Linked DNA regions of Homo sapiens: region 1 is linked to region 2. A link is an interaction called in ENCODE POLR2A ChIA-PET data of the cell type or tissue named here. Cell type or tissue: PC-9. All regions are shown on one strand. Links, peaks and the distances in the headings refer to the core of each region. The heading gives the core; the rest is flanking DNA.

Region 1 (5,384 bases), core at 155-5,154, 440 kb before region 2:
ATTCCTTTTGGTTTACAGGCAGAAATTTACAGGTAGACACATTTCTTTCTTGTACTATCGATGCTTATTGATACTGATGCTGGAATTTTATTCTTCCATTATAGTTTTATATTTGAATAGGTGCTTTTTAACAATTTTGTTTTCCTTAACCGGTTACCTTACTTTTTTAAGACTGGACCCAATTACTTGTTGAGCACTTTATGAATTAATTTTGTTAGTTTTAATTATTTCACTTCTGAGACTTCTTAGCATGTGATGTGTGTTTTCCTTTTATCACCTGGAATTTTCTGATACTTTATTATCTTGGAACTGATAATACAGTGAAAAAAACTTAATTTGTCTAATGTCACGATAAAAACTTTGTCCAAGCTTCTCAGGTTTTCTTAGAACTCGTAACTTTTTGGATTTTTAATTCTCTATCTAGGCATGGGCATTACCAAACTAAAGAAAATCTTACATCGCATATTATTTTTGAGTCATTTCAGGATTTGGCTGCAGAACTAGATGAATCCTAGCTTATTAAGTGGTACCTGGTTTAGAAACTTCCATGTTATTTGTCTGTGCTTCTGTAATTTTTTGTTTTGATTTTGAAAAGATTATCTTACCTGAAAAATCCTTTATAGCAGTAGTTAGGCAGTATTTTTGGTTTTTTGACCAGGACACTTGCACTACATGCCTAATAAAATATTCAGTGGGTCAGTGTTTGAACTTTTATCTTTGGAGCCAAATTAAAGGACAAGCCAAGGGATTACTAAAGCACTGGAAAGATAGAAACTTTTTCGCTAAATCTATCCTTTTAATATACATATATTTCTGAAGCAAGACAGGAGAATATTGAGTTAAGTTGTTGAGTTAAAAATCTTAGTGTATTGAAACTGGGAGAAATCTTAGGTTATTCTGCCCAGCTATTTATTTGACAAATAAGGAACCTGAAATCATAGAGCAGGTAAATAACTTGATTAGGTAGATGAAGAACAAAAGCTAGTTAGGATCTAATAATTTGGGAGATGACAAAGCATTTGTAGTCCAGTAGATGGCTAATAAGTCATTTCAAATGAAGCAATATTGTGTTGGTGTGGAAGTGGCTGTTGGATTTCTGGAGAAACCCGGTCCTTATACCCATGGCAAATTTCAGGCTTCTGTTTTGGGTGTTGATTTTTATCACTTCAAATTGAGATATAAATAGGCTTTTGTGGATGGGTCAATATGGTATACAAATCAAGCTATTTTCTGTCATGCTAATTTTTTTAGAGTCATGCTATGCATTGCTCTTTAGTAAAACAAGCATCAATTCTTTTTTTTTTTTTTTTTTTTTTTTAAAAAAAAAAAGAGACGGAGTCTTGCTCTATCTCCAGGCTAGAGTGCAGTGGCGCAATCTGAGCTCACTGCAACCTCCGCCTCCTGGGTTCAAGCGATTCTCCTGCCTCAGCCTCCCAAGTAGCTGGGAGTACAGGCGCACCCCACCACACCCAGCTAATTACAAGCATCAATTCTTAGTAAATAATGCCTAGGTAATATTTTGATACCACAGGACCTTCAGTAATTACCGAGATGTTTAAGATGCAGATTTCTTTAACTGGTTTTATTAGACAAGTAGTGCACCTTAATTTTAATATTTGGTTGTCTTGGTCAGAAAATATTACTGTTGGGCTCTATCTGCAGAGTTTACATTGCTTTTCTAGAAAGGGATCTGGTTTTTCAAAAAAGATAGCATAATTTCCTTTAAGAAAACATTGATGGAGCCGGGTGCGGTGGCTCACGCCTGTAATCCCAGCACTTTGGGAGGCCGAGGCGGGTGGATCACGCGGTCAGGAGTTCGAGAACAGCCTGGCCAACATGGCGAAACCCCATCTCTACTAAAAATACAAAAATTAGCTGGGCGTGGTCCGCACGCCTGTAATCCCAGCTACTCGAGAGGCTGAGGCAGGAGAATTGTTTGAACCCGGGAGGCAGAGGTTGCAGTGAGTCGAGATCGCACCACTGCACTCCAGCCTGGGTGACAGGGTGAGACTCTGTCTCTAAAAAAAAAAAAAAAAAAAGAAAGAAAGAAAAAGAAAACATTGATGCACAGATTTAAGAATGATTTATTTTAAGCACCTTCCCAAGTTGCCTCTGAAGAGTTCACATGATGCGTTATATGTTGATGAGATTGTTTCCACATCTACCTGAAAAGAGAGGTTAAATCATATTTTTGTTGAAGCTCCAATATACTTAACTGCTTATTTTTCTCTGTCTTTTATTAAGACTGTGTGTCATGAGTACATGACATTAATATTTTGTGAATAGTATAGCAGTGTTACAGAAATGGGATGTGGTTCTGTGATTAAGAAACCATCATTTATTTCTTTGCTATAGTTCTTTTTTTTTTTTTTTTTTTTTTTTTGAGACGGAGTCTCGCTCTGTCGCCCAGGCCGGACTGCGGACTGCAGTGGCGCAATCTCGGCTCACTGCAAGCTCCACTTCCTGGGTTCACGCCATTCTCCTGCCTCAGCCTCCCGAGTAGCTGGGACTACAGGCGCCCGCCACCGTGCCCGGCTAATTTTTTGTATTTTTAGTAGAGACGGGGTTTCACCTTGTTAGCCAGGATGGTCTGCTATAGTTCTTAAAATATCTAATTGAACTGAATCTCTCTATTTGAATGTTGGTGATTTTTTCCCTCTTATCTTTTAAATTTGTGCCACATTCCTTATTTTTTAGGATGAGAATCAGCGTAACTTTCCGTCTCAGGGAATAGTTTTTGGAGTTTGTTCTTAAATCCTCAAAGTCACCGATTAGGAGTATTGGCAAATTTTTTTCTCTTACCTTTTTTCTGACCCGTAGTAACACAGTCTGAGAAGTAATCTAAAAACCTGGAAAGAGGTTGTTTTTGTGTAAAACAAACCAGGAATCTATTGTTGCTTTGTGACAATTCATTTCTTGACATTCAAATTCTGATGCAAGAGCCTAGTCATTTAAAATTTATCTTATTCCACCAGCAGCTTATCAAAGAATTTCAAAAAATAAAAAATATATGTATATAAATATAAATAAAATTCATCTTAGTTCATCCCTATGGAAACATTCAACTAAAACTGGGCTCTCATTTTCAGAAATCATCCTAAACCTGTTATTTGGGTTTTCTGGTAGTTTTTACATTTTTTTAGATAAAGCTGTAAAAGCAGCAAGAGTAGCTGTACTCAATTATCATTTCTGAAAATATTTAGCATACTATGAAATAATTCATAATTACCGTTAGTACACCTTTGCTATACCAGTTCTTTAAATTATATTGATAATTTAAATTATATATTTAGTAACTTGCATTTTGTTTGAGTTTTTTGTTTTTTTGTTTTTGAGACAGAGTCTCACTCTGTCGCCCAGGCTGGAGTACAGTGGCGCGATCTCGGCTCACTGCAACCTCCACCTCCCGGGTTCCAGCAATGCTCCTGCCTCAGCCCCCTGAGTAGCTGGGATTACAGGCGAGCGCCACCACGCCCGGCTAATTTTTGTATTTTTAGTAGAGATGGGGTTTCACCATGTTGGCCAGGCTGGTCTTGAACACCTGACCTCGTGATCTGCCCGCCTTGGCCTCCCAAAGTCCTGGGATTACAGGCTTGAGCCACCATGCTCAGCCGTTTTGTTTTGTTTTAAAACCTGGTCTGCAGGAATAGGTGAGACTTAGCATGACCTCAGTTTATGTTTGAAGAGGCCATTTTTCTGCCTTGTAACATAGTAGTTAAGAACTAGATTGCCTGGGCTCAAATCAAGGCTCAGCTACATAATTGTGTCACCTTGAGCAAGTTTTGTGCTACAGTTTCCTGTCTGTAAAATGGGTGTAAAAAAGAGTACCCATTTTATAGAGTTGTGCTGATTAAATGAATGAACATATATAAAACATGTAGGATAGGGCCTGCCACATAAATATTAACTGTGATGATGCAGCATCTTTTTTAGGTTGTCCTTTTGAGGGAATCTGTGAAGATTTTGTTTGTTTATATTTATGCTTGAAAAATCATATAGCAAAACTTAACTACTGTTCTTGGAGGAGGAGGAAAGCAGGTATTGATCTTTATGTTACTGGTGCTTTTAAATTCCTTAGCTCTACCTGGCCTTTGCCTAACATTTTAATTTTGTGACCCATCACCCAAATGCCAATCTTTCTGAACTGCTTATTTTCAGAATCTGCTAAGATCCTTGTCTCATCTTTGCATGTATCTAGAAAGCATATTTTCTTTTGGTGGATCTCATATATAATTCTTATAGTATTTATTTATCATATTGAAATTGTTTATATATTTTGTCTAATCCATTAGTCTTTGGAAAGTTCACTATGGTGTAATAGAATACTATACAATGAAAAGGAGCACCAAGGCAGAACCCTTGAGTTCTAGATTACCCAATTTTCTGAGCTTTGAGTAAGGAACTTAATCTATAATGCTCATTTATTAGCAATATGTCTTACTGATTTAGGATTGTTGAAGATCCACTGAAATACTATGTGAATGTACTTTGAAAAATGTTAAGTGTTATATAAAATATAACAGAATACTTAAATATTCATTTAGAAGGCTATAAATTGTCACCTATTACAAATGGAATATATTAAACTTAGTTGGATTTTAGGAGCTTTTTGCTTTGTCAACTTAATTTCTCAAATCTTAACAGGGGAGCTTTTCAGTTTGAAGAAACATTGTCAGAAGCTCTTAATATTTTATTTGGAAGATGATTATGCCTTTGACAGGTAGCAGGCTTAATTTTATATGTAGTTTTTTTTTTATTGTTGTTGTTTTTGATGGGGTCTTGCTCTGTCGCCCAGGCTGGAGTGCAGTGGCGTGATCTTGGGATCTTGGCTCACTGAAACCTCCACCTCCTGTGTTCAAGCGATTCTCCTGCCTCAGCCTCCAGAGTAGCTGGGATTACAGGCACCCACAACCACACCCGGCTAATTTTTTTTTTTTTTTTGTATTTTTAATAGAGACAGAGTTTCACCGTGTTGGACAGGCTGGTCTCAAACTCCTGACCTCAGGTGATCCACCTGCCTTGGCCTCTTAAAGTGCTGGGATTACAGGCATGAGCCGCCGTTCCTGGTCTATATGTAGTTTTTAAAAGATTGGTTATTTGTGATTTTTACATAAGAGGAAAAGCATCAGTAAGCTGTGGTTTTGTGGCCAACTTAATTGATCATATAATATCTCCACCTTCACTTACATTAATTTAGATTTTTCAGGTGGGGTTTCATAAATAATTTACTTTTTAGTGTTGTGACTTGAATCTTGGCTTTGCCAAATTACCATATTAAATACATTATGCTAAATGAATATGTTGGAATGATTTTTTAGAAGAGTCCTCAGATAAGCTGTTAGTCATAACAAGCAAATAATTTTCTCAGGAATGTAAGAATTCTT
Region 2 (5,384 bases), core at 57-5,056:
TACCTTTTTTCTAATACCATGACTAATGGATTCACAGAGTTTAGTGTTTGCAGCAGAAATACTCAATTTTACTCTAGTATGAGATTGTTAGATTCAATATGCCATTCAAAACTTGTATTCAGAGAATGACAACCATCTGATTTTCATATAATTTAGATAACAGAGGTTGCCTTTGGTTTATCAAAGTTAGAAATTTTCAGTGATCCAAAGAATAATAGAGTCTATTATTGTGTGATCTAAAGATTAATAGGAATTGTGGATTTACTATATTTCCTGATTTGAGGGAATATAAGAACCGGGATTTTAATGGATATAGATTTTTTGGGGGCGGGGGGCAGGGTGTGTTTTGAAATTCAGCCAAGTGATTATTTATGGGATAGTCGAGAAAGACCTGTCTGATAAAGTTATTGATATATGAGCAGCGATTTGAAGGAGGGGCTCTATAAGAAGTCCGCAGAAGCCCCTAAAAAAACCACAACAACTTTGAGGCATAATTTACATACAATAAAATGCACCCATTTTAAGCTGATTGTTTGAGCTTTGACAAATCTATACACTTATGTGACTACCACCATGATCAAGATATATAGAACATTTCCTCATCCCCAAAAGTTCCCTTTTGCCCCTTTACAGCAAATCTCTTCCCAACCCTAGTCCCAGCCTCTGCAGATCTGAGACCTACTTTTAAAATTAATTTTATACATTAAACTTCAGTTTCTCCCTTTTGCCTTAACATTTAATTTTCTACTTTCCCATTCTAACACAACCACAAGTATGTGTAATTCCCTATTTCCTCAGCTCCAGAAGTAGATTCAGATTTTTTAAAGCCAATCAGGATAATAGCATTCTCTTTCTTAGTGACTAGTTTCGCATTGAGCACATATGCATTAGTGATTGGAAGGAAAAACCACAGGGAGGCTTCTGGGAATGATTTTCTTATAAGACAGACTTGCAAGAAGAAAGATGACCCCTTTCTCCTGAACATTATCTTGTCGGGATGTGATACCCATAATTGCTGCAGCTACTTCTGCCAACCTAAGATGAAGCCAGCGTCCAGAGAGTGACAGTTAACAAAACCTCAGCAAAGCAGAGTTGGAACTGAAATGGACTATTCCTGAAACTGCCTCTGTGCTGCTTGTTATGTGAGATAGGACAATTTCTGATTGTTTAAGCCAGTTTGAATGAGGATTCTCCGTTACTTCCAACCCAGTGCATTCAAATGGATATAATTATGTACTTATTTCCGCCCCCCCCCCCCTTTTTTTGTAATGGAAGCAATCATTTTGAAAAGAGTTAAAGTTTTTTGGTAAGTCAAATAAGGATCAATGCTGCTGAAAGCTGGGACAACACACGGGCCCTGACCAAATTGGGGTTTCTTTGTCTACCTCATACCTTCCAAATCAAAAAATAATTTCCCTAGTATTTTAATTACTCCCCCAAATCAGGAATAACTTCCTCACTGTGCTGATTTTGGTTCTTTTAAAATAAGGTGGTAATTTGAAGGTAATAGTTAAACCAGTCATAGATTATTCTATGCCATTCTTTTCAAATCAGCCCACTCAGGTGTCAGTCCTACTTTTCTTTTGTTGTAGTCCTCTTTATTCTCCTTTGTTTCTGCCTCCACCTCATCCCCCACCCAAATGCCTGGAACAGATCTCACCCTTTCGTCTTTTGAGAGGAATACATATAGCAGATTTTTGCCTCCGACTAGGCAGCTACTTTAAAGGGGGATGTATTTTGAATCTAAGGAAGATACCCAAAAATTTTAATGCAGTTTGTTTAGTTATATTTGTTCATTTTAGCTGCCCTGTCTACATCATGACTTTTTGGGTTGGGGGGGTATGTGTTGGAAAGGTTTCTTATGTAGGTTTTTTTTTTTTTTTTGACAGAATCTCACTCTGTTGCTCAGGCTGGAGTGTAGTGGCGTGATGACAGCTCACTATAGCCTAGACCTCCCAGCCTCAAGCGATCCTCCCACCTCCGTGTCTTGAGTAGGTGGGACCACAGGCACACACCACCATGCCCAGCTAACTGCTTAATTTTTTTGTAGGGCTGGTGCCTCACTATGCTGTCTAGGCTGGTCTTGAACTCCTGGGCTCAAGTGATCCCCTTGGCCTCCCAAAGTGCTGGGATTACAGGCATGAGCCACCACACCTGGTGCATGTGCGCACGCTATTTCTCTCTCTCTCTCTCTCTCTCTCTGTCTGTCTCTCTGTCTGTCTCTCTCTCACTCTCTCTCTCTCTCTCTCTGTCTGTCTGTCTCTCTCTGTCTCTCTACACACACACACACACACACACACACACACACACACACACACACACACACACACACATATATATATATATATTTTTTTTTTTTTTTTTTTTTTAAGACAGATTTTCCCTCTGTCACCCAGGCTGGAGTGCAATGGTATGATCTCAGCTCACTGCAACCTCCACCTCCCGGGCTCAAGCGATTCTTGTGCGTCAGCCTTCCGAGTAGCTGGGAATACAGGCATACACCACCATGCCCAGCTAATTTTTGTATTTTCAGTAGAGATGGGGTTTCACCATCTTAACCAGGATGGTCTCGAACTCCTGGCCTCAAGTGATCCGCCTGCCTTGGCCTCCCAAAGTGCTGGGGTTACAGGGATGAACCATTGTGCCTGGCCTAGATTTTTGTTATACAGATGTTTGAGGTTAAACAACTGGTCCTGCATTACATAAGTAGGTAGCAGAGTCATGCCTAACAATTCCAGTGTCTGTCTCTCCTTCCTGAAAAGAAATCCTTTTCAGGTGTTCAGTTTTCATTAATGACCTCACCTCCTAGAAGAGGAGGCTGTAGACAGCTAGATGATTCAGAGTCTGTTCACTTGAGGATCTTACTGAGGCCAGAGTCTTTCCCACATGCTGGAATGCCCACTTACAGGACAGGTACTGCATAACTGGCATGTGGGTTGTTTTGCTGCTAGGGGCCAGTTTTTCTACACATGTGCTTTTTAATGCTTCTCTCAGTCTGGACTCAGTTAAGGGATACGTCTGGCTCAAAGAGACTAAGACTCCATCAATACAGAAGCTATTGTCATTTCATTTATAGATTATGCTAGCATTGGCGTTTATCTATAGCTTGTCTAATAGCTAGAAATTCCAGTGATGAAATTTTAGTTCCTTAAGGTCTGGTTGAGCTCTACTGGAAGGTATCACTTAACATACCACAGAGGCTGGTCATCCCAGTTATCATGTGCCCAGAATGTAGTAGTATCAGAAAGAAAGGACTTGTTGAACTTTGGACTATTTTTTTTGTTTTGTTTTGTTTTGTTTTTGTTGCTTTTTTTTTTTGAGGCAGGGTCTCTCTCATCCAGGGTGGAGTGCAGTGGCACTATCACGGCTCACTGCAGCCTTAACCTCTTGGGCTCAGGTGATCCGCCCACCTCAACCTCCTGGGTAGCTGAGACTAGAGGTGCATGCCACCATGCCCAACTAATTTTTGTATTTTTTTTGTAGAGATGGGTTTTTGCCAGATAGCCTAGGCTGGTCTCGAACTCCTGGGCTCAAGTGATCCATCTGCCTCTGCATCCCAAAGTGATACGATTACAGAGGTGAGCCACTGCAGCCAGCCCTGAAATTTGGACTCTTAAGTCTTTGGTCTTTCCATGTTCGAAGCCAATATTAAATGATAGTAGCTTGGGAGGTTATTTGGTTGGAAGGCTAATAAGTAATTTTGGATCCTAAACTATTAATACTAATTTCAGGTCCTCCAACTCTAGTAGAGAGATACAGAATACAGAGGGAAAACCAAAATATTGCACTGCTACAATTATTCTGAGAAAGATAGAACTGGAGATCAGTTTTGTTGTTCGTATATACATAAAATTCTTAGGGCTAGCCTTGTGAGTAGTTATGATGGAGGTAACTTTGTTTTTCTATTTTGTGGTGGTTAATTTTATCTTCTTTGCTAACCATCTTTTCCATACCTCATTGTATTAGTTCGTTCTCATGCTGCTATAAAGACATACTTGAGACTGGGTAATTTATAAAGAAAATAGTTTTAATTGGCTCATGTTTCTGCGGGCTGTACAGGCTTCTGCTTCTGGAGTAGCCTCAGGAAACTTACAGTCATAGCAGAAGGTGAAGGGGAAGCAGGCACATTTACATGGCCGGCAGGAGAGAGAGAGCCAGCAAAGGGGGAGGTGCCACACACTTTCAAACAACCAGATCTTGTGAGAACTCTGTCACAAGACAGCACTAGGGGGATGGTGCTAAACCATGACAAACCACCGTCATGATCCAGTCACTTCCCACCAGGCCCCACCTCCAACACTGGGGATCACAGTTCAACATGAGATTTGGGTGGGGACAAACCACCGTCATGACCCAGTCACTTCCCACCAGGCCCTACCTCCAACACTGGGGATCACAGTTCAACATGAGATTTGGGTGGGGACAAACCACCGTCATGACCCAGTCACTTCCCACCAGGCCCCACCTCCAACACTGGGGATCACAATTCAACATGAGATTTGGGTGGGGACAAACCACCGTCATGATCCAGTCACTTCCCACCAGGCCCCACCTCCAACACTGGGGATCACAATTCAACATGAGAGTTGGGTGGGGACAAACCACCGTCATGATCCAGTCACTTCCCACCAGGCCCCACCTCCAACACTGGGGATCACAGTTCAACATGAGATTTGGGTGGGGACATAGAGCCAAACCATGTCACTCATCTGGAACTATTAGCTCTTGGCTTTTACATCATGATTAAACTTTAATTTTGTGGACTACCAAGACAACCTAGTGTGTATTTATAGTATTGTTTTTAAGGGAGTTATATTTTGATTTATAAACAACTGACTTTGTTAAAAAAAAAATGTTATGGCCAGGCACGGTGGTTCACGCCTGTAATCCCAGCACTTTGGGAGGCTGAGGCGGGTGGATCACCTGAGGTCAGGAGTTCGAGACCAGCCTGACCAACATGGTGAAACCCTGTCTCTACTAAAAAATAGGAAAAAAAAAATTAGCCGGGCATGGTGGCAGGCACCTGTAATCCCAGCTATTTGGTAGGCTGAGGCACAAGAATTGCTTGAACCTGGGAGGCAGAGGTTGCAGTGAGCTGATACTGTGCCATTGCACTTCAGCCTGGGCAACAAGAGTGAAACTCCCATCTCAGAAAAGAAAAAAAAAAAAAGTTATGTGATCTGTTCATAGGATTTGGGCTAAATTCTGAGCATACTAAGAACACCCTTGATTAAAAACAAAAATCAACAAGATTAGCCCAAATCCTATGAACAGATTACATAACTTTTTTTTTTTTTGGAACACAAAGAATGAATGAGGTCATTTTCCTATCATGCCAGTAGTGATTTTTAATCTGGGAGTGTTATTTGCACATGTGTATGTGT

Evidence for each region. Peaks named below come from ENCODE experiments on the same cell type or tissue, not always from the same donor. Only the 100,000 strongest peaks of a DNase experiment are listed, where the experiment ranks them.
Region 1: POLR2A ChIA-PET joins it to region 2 with 10 read pairs; 1 of 35 experiments calls an interaction of 5 or more read pairs at or near these places.

What each region holds. Positions count from the first base shown.
Region 1 is chr12:756,016-761,399 of GRCh38, forward strand. All of the region lies in intron 1 of WNK1 (WNK lysine deficient protein kinase 1), which reads left to right. Among named protein-coding and RNA genes, the nearest start is that of WNK1, 6.1 kb to the left of the region's middle. In PC-9, for the core only: no CTCF peak of the experiment used is centred there; no DNase peak of the experiment used is centred there; H3K4me3 peaks cover 1,094 bases; H3K27ac peaks cover 1,049 bases.
Region 2 is chr12:1,194,630-1,200,013 of GRCh38, forward strand. All of the region lies in intron 12 of ERC1 (ELKS/RAB6-interacting/CAST family member 1), which reads left to right. Among named protein-coding and RNA genes, the nearest start is that of ERC1, 210 kb to the left of the region's middle. In PC-9, for the core only: no CTCF peak of the experiment used is centred there; DNase peaks (open chromatin) are centred at 2,762 and 3,172; H3K27ac peaks cover 1,138 bases.